2 separate regions of the Homo sapiens genome follow, and region 1 is linked to region 2. The links are chromatin loops, found by intact Hi-C in ENCODE. Cell type or tissue: CD14-positive monocyte. All regions are shown on one strand. Links, peaks and the distances in the headings refer to the core of each region. The heading gives the core; the rest is flanking DNA.

What was found. A loop is a pair of places that touch in the nucleus more often than their neighbours do. Peaks named below come from ENCODE experiments on the same cell type or tissue, not always from the same donor. Only the 100,000 strongest peaks of a DNase experiment are listed, where the experiment ranks them.
Region 1: it touches region 2 in a loop (2.0-fold over the local background); 3 of 110 quality-filtered maps call a loop at or near these places.

The regions. Positions count from the first base shown.
Region 1 is chr4:146,137,794-146,148,940 of GRCh38, forward strand. No RefSeq gene overlaps it. Among named protein-coding and RNA genes, the nearest start is that of LINC01095, 21 kb to the left of the region's middle. In CD14-positive monocyte, for the core only: no CTCF peak of the experiment used is centred there; a DNase peak (open chromatin) is centred at 6,278; H3K27ac peaks cover 1,197 bases.
Region 2 is chr4:146,089,619-146,100,765 of GRCh38, forward strand. No RefSeq gene overlaps it. Among named protein-coding and RNA genes, the nearest start is that of LINC01095, 27 kb to the right of the region's middle. RefSeq lists an enhancer at 10,035-10,274. In CD14-positive monocyte, for the core only: CTCF peaks have their summits at 5,656 (motif pointing right) and 5,855; a DNase peak (open chromatin) is centred at 5,663; H3K27me3 peaks cover 308 bases.

The DNA.
Region 1 (11,147 bases), core at 3,163-8,162, 49 kb after region 2:
TAGACAACATAGCAAGATTCCATCTCCAAAAAAAAAAAAAAAAAAAAAATAGAATTAAAACAGTCAAAAAAAGTTAGTACTATAGGGAGGCTTTAAAACTCCATTAGATTTGATGATGTTTCTTTTATTCATCTTACTTGACCCTCTAAGGCACTGAACAGTGTTGACCGTGGTCTTCTCTTTGAAATACTCTCCTCATTCAGCTTCTGTATCGAGTCAGGCAGAGAGAGAGAGGGGGAGGGAGTTATTTTAAGGAATGGGCTCACAGGATTGTGGGGGCTGGCGAATCTGAAATCTGTAAGACAGGCCAGCAGGCTGGAAACTCAGGCAGGGTTTCTATGTTGCTGTCTTGAGACAGAATTCCTTCTACTTCTGGCAATCTTGGTTTTCGCTCTGAGTGCCTTCAACTAATCAAATGAAACCCACCTCCCTTATCAAGGGTAATCTGTCTTACTTACAGTCAACTAATTGTAACTTAATCACATCTACAAAATACCTTTGTAGCAACATCTAGACTAGTTGTCTTCGGCATCAGAACCTGGCCAAGTTGACACACAATTATCTACCACATCTTCTAAGCAGGGCCTCCTTCCTGGCTGTTCCAATCTTTCCCCCTTGTCCCTTTCCAGCCTCTTCTTCTATTGCACACCTCTTAAATGTTGGTATTCGCCAGCATACGTCTGAATTTGGGGGTACAGTTTTTCAGAGTTAAAAGAAGTTTTATAAATATGCGAATGGAGATGGAATTGTCAAAATCACCTAATACACCTAAGTAAATTGCAAAGACACAATTTTATTAAGACATAATTTTATTTCTTCCAGGGCAGTATAAGAATAGTAAAATTTTCATCAGGATAGAAAAGTAAGATAAAGGGGAATCAAAGGCACTGTCTGGGCCTTCAACTCTTTAGGCATGACATATTTAGATTCTCCAAAGTTTCATCGTCAGCACTTTCTCTTCCCAATCAAAATTATTTCTTTAGGAATCTCATCTGTGTCCGGCCTCTGATGACACCAACACACCAATGCCTACAAAATGATGACCCAAAGAGCACTAGGTTCCATGTTCAAATAAGTTAGAGAAGTGCCAGTGATACACATCTCGTTCTTAGGGGTTTGCAGGATACATTAGCAAACTAAAGGCTTTGTGAAGTCCTGCAGTAACAGTAGTCTGCAGAATATGTTATGGGAATCATTGCCCTAAATCTATATTCTGAGCCCACGCACCTCTCTTACATTTCAGAATGGTGTTTCCAACTGTGTACTGCATATTACATTTAGATGTCCCATAGCAATTAAAATTTAACATGATCAAAACTGGCATCATTTTGCCCGACTCCAAGCTTCTCCTCGTATGTTCCTTTTCTCCTATAATCCTTATCTTTTTCCCTAGTTGGTACTTTAGTTGTCCAAGAAAAAGACCTGGGTGATTTTTGAAACATCCTTTAAAATCTTGGCAATGTATTAGACTTTGTCCAAGATGACCTCAATTTACATAGACTCTTTCTGTCCCCTCATGACTCCACATTTACCACTTTACTTGCCTAGATTCAGTGAATCTACTTTTTCAGAATACTTCTAATCTGCTCCCCGTCCCTGGGTATGCTGCCTGCCTCAGTCCTGCCCTGCCATTTGTCCTTTATCTGCAACAATAACCTCCCCACTGCTTGTATTGCCTCCAGCGACCTCCTTGCCTCCAGATGGATGGTCCTAAAACACTAAATGATATTACTCTCATGCTTAACACCAGTGAGTTGTTTACAGACAAAATCACCACTCTTATTTTGGAGGGTATTCTGTATTTAATTTATGATTAGGAGCTTAAGTTTTCTTAGTTCCTCCTGAGTGGTTTAAAGAAAAATCTTCTACCTTCCTTTGGAGATACAAATGGGTCCCTTTCGGATTTGAAAATGCATTGAAACAATTAAAATGAGGTTTGGGGAACATAAATGTAGGGGGCATTTGTCGATGTTTAATTTTTTATTGGTCATTTATTTCTGACCACAAAAGATATTGAGAGCTGACTGTTTCGAGTCTCACTAGAACAAATAGTCTGAATCAGGCTCTTTATTGAATTAAGAAAATGGAATATTTAGCAAAATAACTATAGTGAATTTCCCTACGTATCAGGAAATTGGGAACAATTCTGGCAACCCTTTAAAAAATAGATGTTTTAAAAATTTCTAGTAATATAAGATGTTGTGATCTGGGGGAAGAAACAGGTTTCAGAACAATATTTAAAATAGTCTAACAACTTAAAACTTTCACCTTTACACCCTCAAGTGGTGGAACTAATATATTTTTCTGAACAAGGAAACAAAAATCCTGGAAGAATATATCCCAAACTACTGGTGGGGTTTATCACTAAGGAGGGTGAATTATCGTTTTCATATTATTCTACCTGCTTAATTGTATTTTCTAACATGTCTAAAGTAAGTATGAATTATTTCTGTAATAAGGAAAAAAAGGTGATTGTTTTAAAAATCCTTTAAAAACCTTAACAGCCCATTAGACTAACCAATCTTAGTCTACTTTCTCCAAGATGACCTCAATTTACCTCTTTTCCATCTCCCTCAGTTTTGTTTTTCTTCCAGAAAGACAGCATGTCAATGTTAAATAGTCAATAGTGTACTTTCAGTGCCCACCCATGTAGTCTGGCATTTAACATATTTTCCAGGAGAAGGTAGTATTGATGACAGCCTTTCTAAGAAAACCCTGGCTTCTCTGTTTCAGAGTTTAAAAGTAAAAATTGCAAACTGGTTTGATTTCAAAATACATAAAAGATGCGTACTGAGATACATACAAAAGTAATTTCAAAACCTTGCATTTAAGCTCAGCTTATTGTTTATTTGTTTGTATATTGAGTCATTATAATATCCTAGATGTTTTATCAACTTGGTAAGAATTTTTTCTCTTTTTTAAAATAAGTGATTTTGTTATGGTTGGAATGCTTAATAACTAACTTTCCCATTGTTTTCAAATAGATTTCAAGTTGAAGTACCTAACAATTTTCTTTATCTTATTTGGTGCAGTTGGGTGATACATGTTTACTTACTGGCTTTCATGCTTTTATTTAAAAAGCTTTCCCTTTCAATATGCTAGAACAAAAATAATATTGAATATATTATACATGGCTTTTAAATTCTATCTTCATTTCAATAATTAATTTCAAAACCAATTAAGTTCCTGTAATACTGATTCTAATATCTGAGAAAAAAAGCACACATATTTAATTCAATTAGGTTGAATATCTTCTTGTTTTATTATTTTGTTTAATAACTTTAACAAATTTTAAAATGAATACTTTAAAAGGTTTTGAAATCAGTCATAAAGTCTTTTCTATAGAATCACAATGCAGAACTCTTTTATTTATCCACATGATATAACACATTCCCATTTAATATAGCTCTCTGGTATCTGATAACTTAGCATCCTAAAATTTCAATAAACATGCTAGTTAAAAAAAAAACAGACAACATAGAGAAATGGGGGTGAACTTTCTTTCATAGGGGCAGTGCTGTCTCACAGAATGTTCTGTGGTGATGGAAATGTTTTACGTCTTTGCTGCCCAGTACTGCAGCCACTAGCCACATATGGTTATGGGGCATTTATAATGGGGCTAGTGTGACTGAGGAGCTGAATTTTTAATTTTATTTGACTTTAATTAATTCATATTTAAATAGCTATACGTGGTTGGTAGCTACCCTGTTGGAAGGCCCAGCTCCAGAGTTAAGATTGTTGAATTATATTCAGATAAAACTGTTCATGGATACTTGCCACTTAGTAATGTTCCTTTTGCCTTAATAAAATCAATGTTGGGACTTGCCTAATTTCCCAAAAAGAGTAAATTAACTATTTTCATTACCTCTTTACTTTCAATTCTTCCTGGCATATGGTAGGAAATGAGAGCTCCAGCTATTTCCCCTGAGAATATTGTTGGCATTTCATGCTATCCCTGAAATTGTCTAGTTGAGCCCCAGGGGCTCTCCTTATGAGTCCCAAACAGATTTAAAAATGAAGTCCTTTACTTTCTACTTATAGGAGAACAATGAGCAATAATATACCTCTTACTTTTACATGGCTAAAGAGAGTTTACTAATAATCTATTAACAATTATCAGGGCTTACTTTGGGGGATCTGAGGGTGACAGTTATATTCTTGTCCCCACCTGTATTAGTCAGGGTCCCAACAGAAAACAGAAGGCACCCTTAAACTTGTAGTTAAGGAGAGTTTTTAAATGACTCTTCACAAAGTGTAGGCTGGGTTAAAGGAAACCTGCAAGGGGCGGTGCTGTACCCCAGGGCTTGCAACACAGGTGAGCCATCTCACTACTCCTAGAACTGACAGGACAAGCCGAAGAGGCAGTTTCTGTAGGCCATTAGAGAATTGGTGGCTCACACCTGTAATCCCAACACTTTGGGAGGCCGAGGCAGGCGGATCACCTGAGGTCAGGAGTTTGAGACCAGCCTGGCCAACATGGTGAAACCCCATCTCTACTAAAAATACAAAAATTAGCCAGGCATGGTGGCAGGCACCTGTAATCCCAGCTACTCGGGAGGCTGAGGCAGGAGAATCGCTTGAACCCAGGAGGCAGAGGTTACAGTGAGCTGAGATCACGCCATTGAACTCCAGCCTGGGGGACAAGTGCGAGACTTCATCTCAAAAAAAAAAAAAAAAAAAAGAGAGTTGCTGTAGAAGATTGATAGGAGCCATGGTCTTTGTTAAAGGGACACAGCCAACTCTGACAACCTTTTAGTGCATCCCATTGGCTAACTCAACTGGAAGCCAGAAAACAGGGGAGCCTATAGGTACAGTCTGTTAAGGCAGCCTTCTAGAGCACAGGCAGGGTAGATAAACATAAGTGTGACACCTCGTGAGGCAACGAAATTATCTAATCACCCCCTCCCAAGTTTGGAACCAATTGAGAAAGACACAGCCTATTCTAAATTAACAAAGAAAGACCTCAAATGAATTTTAAAAATATCCACTTCATTACTCATGAAAGATAGGTTGAATGACAAGATTCAGATGTGTGTATTGGATCCAACTTATGCATCTTTCCAGATTCACTTGGCCACACCTGCTCTCAGTAGACAGCACCACTGTCTCCCCAAGGCTAATGTCACCTAAGTTAATCAACACCCATTGTTAACACCATTACACATCTTAACCTCCCCCAGGGTAAGGGCTGGCTCTAGCATGACCCAACATGCCTATCACTGCAAGAGCTACAGGAGCTTTGCCACCAGGCATGGAGGCTCTGGATCCTCCCACCTACTTCTGGACTCAGAGGAAGGGCCATGAAGTGGATCATGGAATGTGGCTTCCCCAGCAGCTTCCTGGGAGGAAGGGGAGCTAAGTGACAGCCCAGAAGTGTAGGGGAATTACCACCTCATATAAAAATTGTCTTTCCTTCATACTAGAAAGACAAGAGATAACATAGGGGTGAAAAACTATCAGATAAACTTTTCTTTCCTCTTCCTCCACGTAGAATCTCCTGAGATGGTTTTTCCAAACATTCTATTTGGAGACTGTGATGTTTAAATCACTGGCTGTGTTTTCTTGTGAAACTCTGGCCAGGTCAATAATTCACCACCTTGAATTTACTATCCCTCTTTCTCTGCCTGTGGACTGTATGTAGTAGATTAAAGATGGCTGCAGTTTCTTTGCTATTTCTTCCACTGAGAAGTAGAATCTAATTACCTCTCTCCTTAAATCTACATCAGCCTTAGAGACTTGCTTGACATATAGAATGCAGCGGAAGTAATATTCTTGGATTTAAGTGGCTAAGTCATAAGAAGCTTTGCAACTTCTGCCTGATTCTCTTTGGAATACTTTTTTTTGAGACATATCTCTGCGTACTGAATCACCATGCTAACAGAAGCCCAAGCCACATGGAACATTCACATGTCAAATAGCCCCAGCTGAGTTCCCAGCCATGAGCCAGCATCAACTACCAGCCTTCCTAGACCAGGTGCCACAGGTGAGTGAAGAAGCCACCTTGATAGTGATCTTCTAGCTCGGCCACCATAACTGATGGCAAATGGATCGGAGAGATGAACCACCCAGACCAGCCCTTCCTGGATTCCTGACTCATAAAATCAAGGCCAAGAGAAAATGGTTGTGTTAAACCACTACATTCTCTGGTAGTTTTTTTACATAGCAAGAGAAAACTGGAACTCTCCTCATTGGGCTGTTCTTAGTGTTTCATAACAGTCTATAGAGATTCATCTCATATGATGAAACAACTGGCTGCGTGTTCCTGCGAAGCTATGGCCGGCTCACTAATGGACCACACTGTATTTGCTGTCCCTCCTTCCCTGCCTCACTTCCCCTTTTGCTTGACTCAGCCCAGCCTGGGATTATACTACCAAAAAATAAAGCATTAGCCACCAAGCTTAGTAAACTTTCTTGTTTACTAAGAAAGTTAGTACAAGAAGTATCCTAGAAAGGAGGACCTTGGAGTGGGACTTTGAATTTGATGCCCATCTGTCTGAAAACAATCAGATAATTGGGACAGCAATAGCCTCTAGAAGTGGATACACAGTTGCTAATTCTTTCACCTGTGGTTAACTGGGATGAAGTACAGGTGGAGAGCAAACCTGGAAAATCACGGAGCTACCGCCTTTGGTCAGTAAAGGGGTGGCAATTGCAGTGCAGATGAGCTGTTTTTGGGACATTTGAGGCTTTGCTAAAAGAAAATGATACACTCAGGGCATCTTATTATCAACTTAAGTCATGCAATGAAAGCCAGAGGCTCTGTTTAAATGAGGTGCTTATCTCCTGAAGCTGCACTTAAAATTGGTTTAGGATGTAATTATAAGGGTGGCAGATATATATATATATATATATATTTAGTTTTTATATATATAAATAAAACTAAATGTGCAGTCTCAATAGGGACTTGATATTAAAGTCAGGGTCTTGATAGGGAAGAGTGGAAAATTGAGACCTGGAATGGGGATATTTGTAGGCAAGCCTGGATCTTTCTGACTGACAAAAGAGACTGTTTCCCCTTGGTAGTGGTAAAGAATCACCCCTTGCCTGGTAAGCATGCAATGATCAAGCTTATGAAGCAGGTGCCCCCAAAATCACACTGATTCTAAACTTTTCCTCAACACCCACATTAACCTCCTCTCACTGCCTCCAGGCAAATTTTCTTCCTGCTGGGGAATACATAGCCTCTGTGCCAAAGGAAATCTTGACCTTGATGAAATGTGCTGGCAGAAACTGTGGGAACACCTGTGGGAATGGATCTTGAAGGCATTAGACTGTAGGAGGCACACGGGCTGGATCGGTGAGAACGGATTGACATGAACCACTCCACTGTGACAGAGGATTTGGTGTTCTGATAAGGACACCTGGCGCTTGTCCTTACATGCTGCTACAATGATGCCTTCAAGCCTAATCACTATGATGGCCTAAAGTGAATGAAGTAGAGATAAGAGAACTTCCTTGACATAGTTTTGAGAAAGGAGGCAGAAGTCTCAAGGAGGTAGGCATGTGAGAACAGATTCACTTTGTAAGACCTACCACCTGATTATGTTTCCCATAAGGCTGCCTTCATGAGGCAATAAAGAATGCCATGGGGAAATGGGGTTAGAGTAAGTGGTGGGACAGCAGCATCTTTGAGAAACCCAGTGGTGGCTGTCCTCTGTAGGCCAGGTTCACAGTAGGAGGTGCTGCTTTGGAATTGGGCCCCCTTTAATTCATGGTGGTAAAAGGAATGTGGATGATCAAAGACCAGGTGGCAGCCATTAACCATCAAGGAAAAGATAGATCTAATAAGCCTTGTGAACAGCAAGGCCCCAGTTGAGTGAGTGCCTACTTTCAAGGATGTATTGTAATGGGAAACTGACTGGCGAGGGGCGGGGATGCTTGATTTGGATAACTTAACATCAAGAGCTGTTGCGTAGAAGGTGATCATTGCCTTCCACAATAGAAAACTGCACTCCATCATTGAGTTTCCAGATCTAAGTCAGTTAACAGACTCAGAGTCCATTGATTGAAGGAGATTCTGGATCCCACAGAGGAAGGACCCTGTAATGCCACTGCAAGCATATACAGTAAGTAGTCCTCTGATCCTTCCCCAGAGGGAACCAAAGTAATTTGCCAGGGTAACTGGACACTAGGGAAAGAGTAAAACTTAGACTTTTTGAGGACTATCAGCTACAGTATATGAGATGATACTGACAAAAGGAGACCTGAAACACCATCATATTAGAACAGAGACTTGATTAGAAGAGAGGGTTATGGAGACCAAGTCTGTCTACTAAAGGGTTAAGTGGTTTTGGACACCCACTTTGCAATTATTTCTCTTGTTCCCAAAAGTATGATGGAGAAGATATACTTAGCTTCTGGCTGCACCCTCAAATCAATTGCCTGTCCTGTGGAGTAAGAGTCATTGTGGTAGGAAGGGCTAAGTGTAGGGTCTCTCAACCTCAGCCCTTTTGACATTTTGAACCAGACAGTTATCTGTTGTGGGGTCATTCTGGGCATTGTAGGATGTTCAATAGTATCCCTGGCTACCCACTATATGCCAATAACGACCTTTGTTATGATAACCAAAAATGTTTCTAGACATTGCCCAATGTCCCTAAGAGGGCAAAGTCACCCCTGATTGAAAACCACTGGCCATGTTTAAGTCTCTAAAATGGCCTCATCTCTTGTCAATTGCAGGAATAATACCACAATCCTTGAAGAATTACAGAGATTAACACCCTCACCAAAGATAAAGGGATTCATTTCCCTAATATTCTCTTGATTCAATTCTCTGGACTCTGTAAAAATCAGATGGACCCTGGAGGATGATGCTGATGTAACCAGAAAACAGACCTAATCAAAGCTACAGTGCCAGATGAGATATCTTTACTATGGCTACCAACCCTCTAACACTGGATATACAGCTATTGATATGGCAAGGATTTTCTTCTTAATAGCTATTAGCAAAAGAAGCAGCTTGTGTTTTTTGGCTGTCAAGAAATATTTAAGGTCTAAGGTTTCACCCTATTTATAAGCTAACAATAGCCCTCCCACAGTTTCATGGAAGTTTGCAGAAGACATAATAAGATCTTGGGTTAGACACAAACAGCTTTAGCACTCACAGAAAAGGCAGTAACCAGCGCTTCATGTTCATTTGTATTTGTTCCTTGTATCCTCTAAATCCCACAGAGGGGAGCGATGGTGATGACTCAGGTGGGCCAAGAGGATTCCAACTCACCTAGTGTATTGCATTACAACAGAGGGATTCTGAGTTAGGGAATTTACTGCTTTTACTATAAACCTTTGCATTGCCTAGGAGGTTATGCAACTCATTTTTCAAGGTTGCTCAATGCAAACACAATCCTGAGAAATCACCTGGGTAAAGAGTGGTCAGAGCCTTGTATTCTTCGCACATCCAGCAACAATGCACAGGGACACTCAGGGCTCATGAACGGTTCCCACTTTTAGCAGTGGTGCTATGGACTAAATATTTGTGTTCCCCCCAAAATTAATGTGTTGAAGCTAAAATTCTCAATGTGATGGTATTTGGAAGTGGGGTCTTTAGGAGGTAATTAGGTCATGGGTTGGAGCCCCCATGAGTGTGATTAATGCTATTAAAAGAAGAGACACTAGAGCTAATCTCTCTGTCCACTATGTGAGGAGACAGCAAGAAGGTGTCCATCTGCAAACTGGGAAGAAGGCCCTCACCAAGAACTGAATCTGTGGCATCTTGGTCTTGGACTTCCCAGCCTCACCTTCACCGTCTTGCCTCGGTGTTATGTCAGCTCTTGTCTCTGTCATCATATACTTCACAGGAACCATGGCAACCTTGACATTACATAGAACTTCATGCTGGTCCACGATATTGAGAAGATTATGCTAATTGGACTTGATCAGTAGGAGATTTCAGGAACCCTATATCTGGCAAGTCACATGAATGCCAGAGGTGGGAGATTAATTTCACAGAAGTTGAGGATCTTCTACATTGGTGAAAATTTTAGGAGTCAAGTCACCTGTCAACTTGCCTAAAGCACATCAGAACAACCCCTTATAAAATAAAGCAAAAATGGTTGCCCTTTGCATCTCTTACCACCAAGAAAGAGGCACAGTGCATTTTGGCCTTCTTTGGATTTTAGAGGCAGCTGATATTTCACTTGAGAATATTTCTCTATGGTGAGCTCAATGTGATCAGATTTATAAGTCATAAAGTTGGGCAGAAACATTATTTGATGGAAATGGTATATTCAGGACTTGGCTCAAGTTAATCCAGAAGATACCACAAATTATGTATACAGGTGACTCAAATCTCATGTCACCTACCTCTTTTGCATCAGTGGCTGTCCCTAAATTCACACTTATGGCCTCACGGGGAGGGGACTACAACCAGTTGATGGAAGAAGAAAGGATTTGGACTTTGCTCAGAGTTTGGCCCTTGTGGTCTGGTTGTTCACTGTTCTCAAGTGTAATTTCATGAGGCCCTGCATGGAGCATGCTGTCCTTCCCCAGGCCGTGAGTATAGTATACGTGACTAATGAACTGCTGTCAGTTTTATCTGTCCAGCGTTGGGTGTTGTGTTTGGCCACTCCATACACCTAAAGGGGGAATTCCTCTCTCTCCAACAGGGTAAAGAAAAAGTCAATTAAAACAGTAGGATCAGCTTCTCACACTCTTCAAACCTAGGTTTTCCTGGGTAGGGTCCTGGTTCCAGGAAAGGGAGGTCTTGATTCAGACAAAACAGTGAAAGTTCCACTAACCTGGAAGCTTCAACTACTCCTTAGCCACTTTTCATACTAGTAGAGTAGCAGGCAAAAAAAAAAAAAAAAAAAAAAAAAAAAAGGAGTGGGGCAGGCAGAGGGAGGGAGGGTAACTATATGGGCTGGTAAAACCCCACTCTGATTACTATGAGAAGCTACTGTTACTATTACACCCTGGAAGCATCCTTTGAATTTGTCTGGAATGGGCCCATAGCTACCTGTCTTGGGGACAACTTTGGGCACACTTCATTTAACATACCCAGGAGATGGGTTTTCCCAGGGCTAGGCTCGGACACTACTGCCATCATGTGTGCCATGATGAAAGCCACAGCAGTTTGGTGTCTAGGCCAAACTGATGGGACCCACTGAGGACCTAGCTCTTCCCACCCAGAAGATGTTGGATCTGACTTC
Region 2 (11,147 bases), core at 2,814-7,813:
AAGAAATTGTAAAATCATCAAACAATAAAGTAATACACAGTAGTTAAAAGAGCAAACAAGAACCACATATTGTGGCTCTGTCAGCATGAATAAATCTTAGAAATAAAATTTGAGTATGAAAATCAAACTACAGAAAGTATACACAGAACATGATACCATTAAAGTGAGAAAGTAACTAAGCAGTAGGTCTTAGTTTCTTATGGATATACTCATATGAATGAAACATATGTTAAAAATATGACAATATGGATGGAAAGGATGAACCTCAATTCAGGCTAGTGGCTGATTTAGAGAAGGAGGAAGGGCAGTAACAGGATAGGTGACTTTAATTTTGTCTGTAATATTTTATTCTCAAGTTAAAAGGATCTGAGGTAAATATGGCAAAGTAATAACATCTACTAAAGGGATAGTGGGTACATGGTAATTTGATATATAATTTCTGTTCCTTGTGTTTGCAGTTTTCATAATGAACACCAAATAAGCAAACAAATGTTTAAAAGGCAAAATGTCCCTGAGAGTTAGAGAGATCTAGGTCCCAACTGAGTTCCCATTATTCACTAGATATAGGTCCTTGGGCAAGTTACCTAACCTCCTTAAGTTGCTCCTATTTATGTATTTTCATCTATACCTACCTCTTGGGAATATTGTGAAATTCAACAGCGCTCATGTAAAGCATGTGGCACCCAGCATACAAAACAATGCTAGTTCCCTTTCTTACATCAAGTACTGTTTAGTAACATTGATTTAAACTCCATGTCTTTGTCTAAACTAAAAGAAAGCTCTGAGTGGTTGTAATGAGACAGAATAATTTTCCTGTTTCCCTTATTGTGACCTTTCTTTCTTTTTTTTTTAACCCCTACCTTGTCTCAGGTATTTAAATGTGTGTGTGCATGCACAAACACATAAGCAGTACTTCACAAGTGCTTTAGAGCAGAGGCTAAACTTTTGGAGGTTGGGAAAATGGTCTCTTTAATGTCATGTAAGTGTGAAGCATCTTTTCACTTACAGGCTTAAAAGAACTATATTGTAGCAAAACTAGAAATCAGTTAAAGTTTTTGTGTTGAGACAGTACTTGCTGATTGAATTCTCATGGTGTATGTGTTCTTTTTCTTTTTCTTTCTTTCTTTTTTTGAGCTGGAGTCTTGCTATGTTGCCCAGGCTGATCTCAAACTCCTGAACTCAGTCAATGCTGCTTCAGCTTCCTGAGTAGCTTATTACAGGTATGTACTACTGCACCTGGCTGTATTTATTTTTATGTAGTCTTTCATAACAATATAATGAGGACAGTTTTGTGTGGTCAGTTTTAAATTATCCTTGCTGTGGAGACATCAGAAAGCTCAGGAAAATCCAGAAACTTCATCTGAATCAATTGTTCTCATTTTTTTAAACTGCCACTTGAACTATTAGCAGAAAAGATCATCAATTCAAGTATCTACCCCTTTTTGTTCTTTTTTTCATGCTAGAGAATTTGTTAAAGAAAGGTTCAAAAGTCACAACATTAGCAGCAATAAAGGTAAAAAATAAAAATAAAAGGCTGAGCCTGATGGTTCACACTGGTAATCCCAGCACTTTGGGAGGCCAAGGAAGGCGGATCACCTGAGGTCGGGAGCTCAAGACCAGCCTGACCAACATTGGAGAAACCCCGTCTCTACTAAAAATATAAAATTAGCCAGGTATGGTAGCGCATGCCTGTAATCCCAGCTACTCAGGAGGCTGAGGCAGGGGAATCTGCCTCTAGGGAGGCAGAGGTTGCGGTGAGTCAAAATTGCTCCATTGCACTCCAGCCTGGGCAACAAGAGAGAAACTCTGTCTCAAAAAGTAAATAAATAAATAAATAAAATAATAATGATAAAATAAAAATAAAAAATAAAAAAGTCTCCGCTACTTTGGGGACAAAATGCTAACTGAAAATCAAGCTGATCAAATTGGTTGCTTTCAATTTTATGCTGTCTCTAGACTGAAGCTCAGAGCTTCTTATAACTAAGGAGGAGAGGAGAAAGATATGTAGAGAGCAGGCAGAAAAGAGTCTAAATAACCAAGGACTGCTATGCAGGTTGTGCACTGCACAACTCCAGAAAGCACGATTTACATGGACAACTATGTATGCATGCAATGGCCCTGAAAGGAGGTATCAAAGTAAAGAACAGAAAAGGCCGTAGTTGCACAGAAGAGTTCCTAGTCTCTGAAATTTCCCACAATCTAACTTTATGAGTGAAGCCCATTCTCATTTAACTACACAAGTAAGTGATGGATTTTGGAGAATCAAAGTCCATAGTATAGATAATACATAGGATTTTTCAGTGGGATACCTCTCAATAACATGGAAATAAAGGGAATGAAACTAACAAGGACCAACATGTAATAAATAAGGTTATCGATCTGCAGAAGTTCCCTAAAAGATTAAAACTGAGTAACAAATAGACATAATAAACAGTCAAATCTCATTTAAAACATAAATCAATATATATGTTGTGCAGTTTCCTGTATTTAAAAAGGTAAGAAACAGCAATGCTAATTAGGATGAACATATGTACTTAATTAAACATCCCACTTTCCATTAGTGAACACACAAGAGGAGCACAGTTTATGCAGTTTTCACAGGTTTGAGAATGAGCTTACTAACCATGTATAGGAGAAAAATAAGTACTGCACAGTTTTGAAGAGCATTCTGCATTTCATTGCTTTGGTTAAAAGTGTAAGGTGGGTAAACACCTAAAGGTCCTTCTATTTATGTGTGAAATCAAGGGTAGGTTCATGAGTTCTTTTTCGTTTTAAAGGTCTGTGATTTTATTAGCAATGATGGGTGATATACAAGAAAGAGGAGCAGAAAGAAATCATCCCTTTCCATGGACAAGTGCTTTCTTTTATCATTGTATCTCTGTGTGAATAAATTCTATAATTATTGTAAAGCAATATACACTATTCTAAATGCTTTTCTTTGGATCTGCATAGAGTGCCTTTGATGTAAGCAAGGCTGGGCAGTTGTTTAAAAAAGTGGTTTGGAGATCAAGTTCTTGACCTAATATGGACAAGGTCTATTTTCGACTCTTTCATTTGAAACTAGCAACAGCAGATTAAAAACAACTTTATACTGCAAATTCAAAGTAGAAATGTCTTTTTGACCAACATCTAATTTCTTGCTCTTTGTGATCCAAATTTGGTAAGCTTTGGGGAGTTGAATATTAAGATTATATTTCTACCTTGTGCAGAAGAGTAATTCTAGTCCATCAAATGAAATTGTAAGCGTCCAGTGAGGCCCAAGACTTGTTTTCATGGCACATTGATGGCTACTGGCTTGTGACCTATTAGTAGGTCAAGTTCATTGTCAGTAACCACCATATTATCCTAACCTCTTCTGCTGACCACAAAGAAAATGAACCAGAAGATAAGGCTCTTTCTTGGATCACTAATATTTTCCATTTGGGTACATTTATATCTTTCCTAATGTAGCAAAGTAGCATTAAGCGTAGCAATTTCAAGAGGTAAAGCAGAGGTGTTAGAGAAGCCAGATGGCTGCCAACAGAGGTCTAGCTCAATGGTAGTGTCCTGTCCCAAGTCTGTACTCAGATTTTCAGGTCTAGAATTGGTTCTGTTTGCACATCCAAATTTGACTGGGCTGAGAGATAACAGCAAATAACTAAACTTACAAAGGATTGATGTAAAAACTGGTATGCCAATTCCGTAGTTATAGTGGTAAATATTACTATGAACAGATTACTTATACCCCATATTCAGGGACTTCTTTTTTAAAGAATCTTGGTTTTTGGGAAGTTGAGTGAATTTCACAAAGATACCTGCTCTATCAGCCGTGATGAAACAGCACTGTGACAGAGAAAACCCACATAGTATTTCAAACAGGGAATTTTTACTATAAAAAAGAGAAAAATCAATCAAAAGAGAAAAATCAATCAAAAAGGAGAGAAAAACCACACAGTAATTCAAACAGGGAATGTTTAATATAAAGAATTATTAACTATAATAGAGAATTCGGATAATAATGGATTGACTAGTAAGAAATATAAATTACTCTACAGAATACAAGGATAGCAGATATAAGATTACTCCTAGGGCTGAGATAAAAGCCCTCAGCAAGAAACAGATCTTATTGCAGAGAGTGCAGCTGTGGCTCAAGGATGGCTGACAAGCCACTGAAATGCCTCACCAGTAGAACTTGCTGGAAACCCACCTTCTTGGGTGTCAAGGAAGCTATTCACAGGGTGGTGCCATGTTTTGGAATTTACTCCAGTGTCAAGCAGGAGGTGGTGGAGGAAGCTGCTGGCCACTGGGTGCTGGTGACTGCTACTTGCTGCAGGAACCTGGCAGTGGAGAAGCCCCACACGTAGAAGGAACCTAGAGAAGAGAACAGACCAGAATCAGAAAGATATACCCCTTCCTCCTCTTCTGTCTTTCTTGCACCCTCCACTGACAAACAGAGCATCATGCCAGATACCAAAGGAGAAATATTTACAGGGTCCAGCTCCATCCTCACAGAGTAGGTAATAAGGGATGGATTTGAAGTTGAGAGGCAAGAAATTGGTAACTGGCACAGTTGCTAAGTCAGCATGACATTCATTCAAAGAAAGGTAGACAGTCTTGAAAAACATATCATTCAAGCCAGGGAAAATGTAATGAATCTCCTTGTCCAAAAACAGAGCATACTTCTTTGTTTAAGGAAAACGTCTATGGGTTCTAGACCCATAACCCTTGGGTAGTTCTGGATAAACATAAATTCTTGTCCTGTTTTCCAAGTTCTGCTACAACCAACTTATTGCTGTTTGGGCAGGGTATTATACAATCAACATGATTTTAATTTTCTTAGATTTTTAAAATCACTTTCATGGCCTGTCTCCCTCACATTATAAACCTTACTGCTTTGGTGAATCTTGAAAGTTTCCTTTTGTCTTCAGCTGTGTATTACAATTTTGGGTACACCTACAGCTGCAGGTGGCTAACTCTTCGAGGCTGGAGATGACCTTCATTCAAAGTTACAAAATATCTCTCATGATAGCCTCCATCATGGCTATAGAGAGCTCTAATTCTCTCCAACATGACCTCAGAGAGACAAGATGCATTTAACTTTTTAGGCCAATAGTGTTTGATTTCATGAATTACTAAAAAACTTAGGAACAGCCTTTTTTATTACCCAGAAATAAGATTTGCAAAGGGGAATTAATAAAGTAAAAGGAATACTTATCCAGAGAGTATTTACTAGCAGTGTAACTTGAGGCATCTTTGTCCCTTGTTGCACAAATGCAAAATGTGTGTACTAAGAGCAACAATTTTGATAGGCCATTGTGAAAATCAATTCAGTTAATAGATGTTAAAGTGCTTAAGTCAGCACCTGGTACACAGTTAGTACTCATAAGTGATACATATGATCTGACATGAAAACCAAGAAATTTCTTAGATTTCTGGCAGAAATTTATCCAACTTGAGAGAAAAAGATCAGCAAGAATGAAGAATTTTAATACATTTTTGAAATAAGAAAAGGTATTGTACCCTTTGGTAGTAGAAAAAAATCTGCTTCCATTGACTATAGTCAGATATACTCTATTTATTAAGCATAATGGGAACTTGTGAGAATGTAGAAGATCTGTCCATTTAGGGCCCAAAAAACTTCAGGAAACAGTCTCCAATGGGTTTATGATGGATTGGGATGCAAATTCAGTGTCACTAGATGGCGCTGTAGAGCAATTAAGCTTGGTTGCTTGTTAAAGGTGATTTTAAACACTATTCTAAAATTGGGTTATTTTCATATGAACATTTTGCACAAGCATAGGTAGTTATGTGAGCCAAAAATAGTGTGCCTATGTTCACCAGGGTTTTTAACCCACAAACAGCTGGTGTGGCAAGTATGAGAGACCTTGAGAACAAATGACCAGGAGGAATAGTAGACTTACGGGAAGATAACTGAACACAAACCAAGCTAAGATTCAGTAGCTGACTGGGATCACTAAATGGTGACAGAGAAACTGTGGTCCGAGGTCATCTTTTCAAAGTTAAGGCTAGCATCGGTAAAATGAAATTGTGAGCTAAATACTGCAAAAATAGAGCATTAAAATACTATAGCTTGATATCTTTATTTATATCTGAGGTTCTGATAGCATACCTGATGTTTTACTGTCTAGTTCACAAAAACAAGACTAAGTTGAAATTATATGTTTTCAAGTCTTATTTTGGATTAGTATTTTCACTTTCTAAAGGGCATGTTTTAAGGGATCCACACTATTATATAAAAAATTGTGTTTGGGATTTGGTAGAACTTTTTTTTGGAAATAGTGAGGAGAGAGGCATGAAGCAAAGAAAGAAGTTGGTTTTATATACAGATGTTAAGGAAGGTTATAAAAAAAGAAGAGAAGGTGCAGGCCACATTCAGACATTTGACTCACATTATAGTGCAGTAAAACTAGTTGATTCAGTTCATTGCCTTCAATCTCCTCAATCAGTACAGCCTTGTCAATTTTTAAACCAGCCAGCAGAGAGCAAGAATGACTGGATGGCTGTGCTGCGATCCATTTATTGTACTACACAGAGCTATAGCTAGATTCCTACCAAGCCATAACATCACGAAGGAACAGATTGCACTTGACCTGTAGATGAATGGCTTTTGATGGGGACTTAGATGGAGATAAAGGAAGTCAGCTGCTATGGCTCTAGCATTAGAAATGGTGGGATATATAATATAATAGTATAGAAATGGTGGGAAAAGGAAACACTCTAACAGCCTTGGAATAAAGAAGAAATGGAGATAAGAGATTTACAAGGTTAAGAAATGAAGAGGAAATATAAAGGAACTTAAAAGGAAATTATTCCTTGGCTTCAGGAAATTAACTACTGATTCTTTCCTTGTAAGTTGGAGCCTTAAATAGTAAGAGATGTCTGTGGTGTGTAGAGAGGAACGTCTGTCTTATTGTGTGGTAACTCAGGATACTTGGCGTTCAAAGGTATAACATTTCAGTAATCTGGACCTTGGAATCCCCACTGGTTTTAGTGTTGTAATCTTCAGTCTCTACAAAGTTGACCTCAACTGAGTCACTGATACTTCATTAATGATTTTTCATTATCTTTAGATTATTAGACTTTAAGTTTGAGTTATAGGATTCCTATTTCAGGCATCTTCTTAAAATTAACTAAGGGCAAATGTGTATAATTCTTAGGTATTGCCTCTAAAGTCAAGGTTCAGGTGATAATTCAGTTAAAAAGTCAGTTCCTGAGTATAATGATACAGAGAAAATGTTATTTCTGTTGCAGCTGGTATGAGAATCCCATCTGAGGAGGGTTTTGCTAAGCCCATGAGACACTTACAAAAAATTAGGCTACACCCTGAGAAAGAAGTGGACCACACATCCCAGTGCCTCCCCATGGTGACAAGGGATTGGGGGTGGGAGCTGGGGGTGCTTCGGGAAGGTGCTAGACAGAGAGAATGAAATGCTGGTGAGAGGGTAGAAAGGGACCCCTCCTGGGGCCAGTCAGATCTACACACGTGATTCCCAACACATGATAGGCTTAATGTGAGTATATCCTTTGGGAAAACCCTGAAGGGGCTGAGTCTTGAACCCAGCGAGCATGTTTGAATTTAGGGGGAAAGGCCATCATGAGAAATATGATGTTGGTAATTTTAACTTTTCTTTAGTGCAGTCATTTAAAGCTGACAACAGGTCACCTAGCTGGAGAGCGGCAGATTTGCCACCCCACACTCACCCCGGCAGAGTGGAAAAGCAACTCTTGAACAATGAAATGAGTGAATGTGGAGATGAGTGAGGCCTTCCCGCCTCCACAACTCACCTTCTGTATCTATATGCCCCCCTGATGGCCCCTTATAGCTGGGCCCTCCCTGCCTCCAAAGGGTTAGATGAACTGAGTAACTGATAAATTACCCCCTCAGCTGTCTTCTCTGTGAGATGAGGAACTAATAGGATCTCTCCCGTGAGTTGTGGTGGTAATTCACATAAAGCCCTTAAACTATTACTGGTCATATGTGATGGAATATAGAATATATGTTAGTTCTTATCATTAAAAAATGACCTATTCTAATACTCTGTGCAGTAGTAACAGATGAAAGAAACATGACTCTCAATTTTTAAATTTTCCTCAGCCTTTGCTTCATGACTGTGCAAAAACACCAACTCTGGGACTTTTAAAAGACTTGGTACCCTAATGTCGAGAGAGGCCCAGAGGTCCTACTGCTGTGCAGTCCACCCTCCAGCAACAGAAACTCTGGCCGAATGCCAGGGATTAAAATATTCCAAGGAAGACAAAGACTAGAGCCAAAGCAGAAAGAAATCAAGATAAGAAAAATAATCCCTTGAGTGACACACAGTTATAATTAAATAACACAGAACTAAAGCCAAGCATTTTTTGTTATGCCCTCTATGAGTAATACTTGTGCTTTGAAACTTTTAAAATATTTAAGGCAAGAAGAAATGAAATGCATGGCAACCAGTTAAGGTCATACATTTAGGACAAAAATAATAAAATATTAAAATGAAAGAAATAAATGTTCTAACTGAAATACTGAGATTCTGTGGAGATGAATTATTCAAAGTAGGAAACACATGTGACCTCCAATCTATTATATAACGGGAGAAATGGTGGTAAAGTTCAAGTGTAGAGCAATGCCAAGAGATGAGAAAATGATGGCAGGTAATGCTTAACAATATTCTAAAATTATGCTTAGATTTAAGGAAAGAGACTTCAAAGAAAGAAGAGGCAAGTTTGGCTAGTATAAAATGGAGTCTGGGGGCTTGAAAATGGTATTTTTCAGTCAGAACACCTAAGTAGTCAGGATAGACTAAATTATGCTGTAGTAACAAATAACTCTAAGCCTCAATGGCTTCAAACAGCACAGTTTTACTTCTTGCTCACAATAGATGTCTATTATGAGTTAGCAAAGATCTCTGTTCATCAGTCACTTAGGAGTAGGATTTCTGATGGTACAGCCACCATCTTGAACTTTGCCAGTCTCTGTTCTAGAGGGAAGTGTGAGCCCAGGGTTTCAGATCATATAAAATACTAATGTCCAGAAATGACTCATGTTAGTTTTGCTCAAACTCCCTGTCCAGGACTACTTCAAGGGGGCCAAAAAGTACAATTTTACCCTGCAGGCAGAAGTGGGGAAGGAACAAGAAGAAGAAAAAGATTTGGAGAATAACTCCAGCGGTTCCCCTGCAGCTCCACATGGCACTCCTTGGAAGGAAAACCTGTTTGTATGGCTGGGGGCTTCACGTACTTTGTTCATGAGAAAATCAGCTCCTGACCCCAGCACTTAACATGAGCAGGATTTTTGTGACTAAGATGTTCATAACTTAGGGTGACTTTGAGGGAAGGATTGTAGCTTTATTTTTAGTATTAATTGCCATGCATGTAACAGAAATCCAGTAGGCTATGGGAACAGGCAAGGGCCTTTGCAATTGTCTAGCCTCAGGGTCTTGAATCCAAATGCCTACAAGAGCCAAGGCAGGAAATGTGCATGAATGGGGGAGTCCGGGTGGTGTGCAAGAAGGGGTTGTCATGAGAGGGTGCACTGAGGGTACATGTCCTCCTGAAGGGAGTGACTGCTTCTCAGCACAAGCAAAGGGCCAGTGTGAGGGATTATGAGATGAATGTGGCCAGATTTTCTGACTTTTTAAGAGAAGTCAGAGAGACACGGTTGTTTTTTGGTTTTTGGTTTCTTTTCTAATTTTAGATGTGAAATCTAGTTTTTAAACCTTGGTTTCAAATTATAAAAAATTTAAAACACCATTTTGAACTAATGAAACATGGCTATAGCCTACCAGTTTATGACAATTATCCCGTGTTTTTTAATCCTCCTTTCTCACCACTTTTCCCCCACCCTTATTCCTCCAGCAGCAGAAGAACCCTTTATTTGGTCAAAGTCCAACTCAGAAAGTCAATATCTAGAGTGGATATATGTGGGGAACTGCTCTGATTGAAGCAGAGTGAGGGCCTGGACCCTAAAATTCAGCTGTTTCCCCTCTTCTCCCAGAACTCAAGAAGCACAGTTTGAAAACCACAGAATGAGTGGAATGCAAGCCTCTGCTTCTTCAGGTGAGGATTCAGACCAGGATACAGAACCAATCAGAGGCCTGTCAGTCCAGAAGTCCTTCCAGAACACCAGCAGTCCTGCATTCATCCATGTGCTGACCACAGTGCCCACTAGAGCTCCCCGTGCAGTCAGAGATTCACTGAAGCCTCTGTCAGACGTCATCATGAAATGTACCCTGAAAAGACTCTTGCACAGGACACCCTGCTGGCAACACGTGGGGTGAAGGGTGCAGAGGTTGCCTTCTCCAGGGAATTATATTCTAAGATGTACATTTCCATCTTGGCAAGCTCAGAGACAAACACCCAGGTACTGTGCTCTGAAGCAGTTGAATTAGTAAACTAAGAGGAATAACATCTTGGGGAGCATTAGTGCTGGTGCTCTTTGTGCAGTGGGACATGGAAAGTGTGAGCGGCAGGACAGATCCTCAGCAGGGTTGAGAAGGAGCTACCTGGACTTCTGCATGTATGGGAGTTTTAGTAACTTAATAGCTCAGCTTTGCCTTGCGAAAATTCTATGTATCTGCACCCAGATCTTTCAGGTCTAGAAACAGATAGATATAAAACATACAAAGTATATATGTACACATTATATATATATATGTATTATATATAAAGTATATACACATATATATGTTTTCCTGTGAGTTTTATTTTATTTTATAATTTCAGCTTTTATTTTAGATTAACGGGTACATGTGCAGGTTTTACCTGGGTATACTGCATGATGCTGAGGTTTGGACTACAATTGATGCCGTCACCCAGATACTGAGCATAGTGTCCAATAGTTTTTCAACCCTGGCCCACCTCCCTCCCCATTCTAGTAGTCCCCAGTGTCTATTGTTGCCATCTTTATGTCCATGAGTATCCAATATTTAGGTCCCACATGTAAGTGAGAACATGCAGTATTTAGTTTTCTGTTCCTGCAATAATTCACTTAGGATAATGGCCTCCAGCTACACCCATGTTGCTTCAAAGGACATGATTTTTTTCTTTTTTATGGCTGCATAGTATTTCATTGTGTACATGTGCCACATTTTCTTTATCCATTCCACCACTGATGAATATCCAGGCTGATTTCATCTCTGTTGCTATGAATAGTGTCG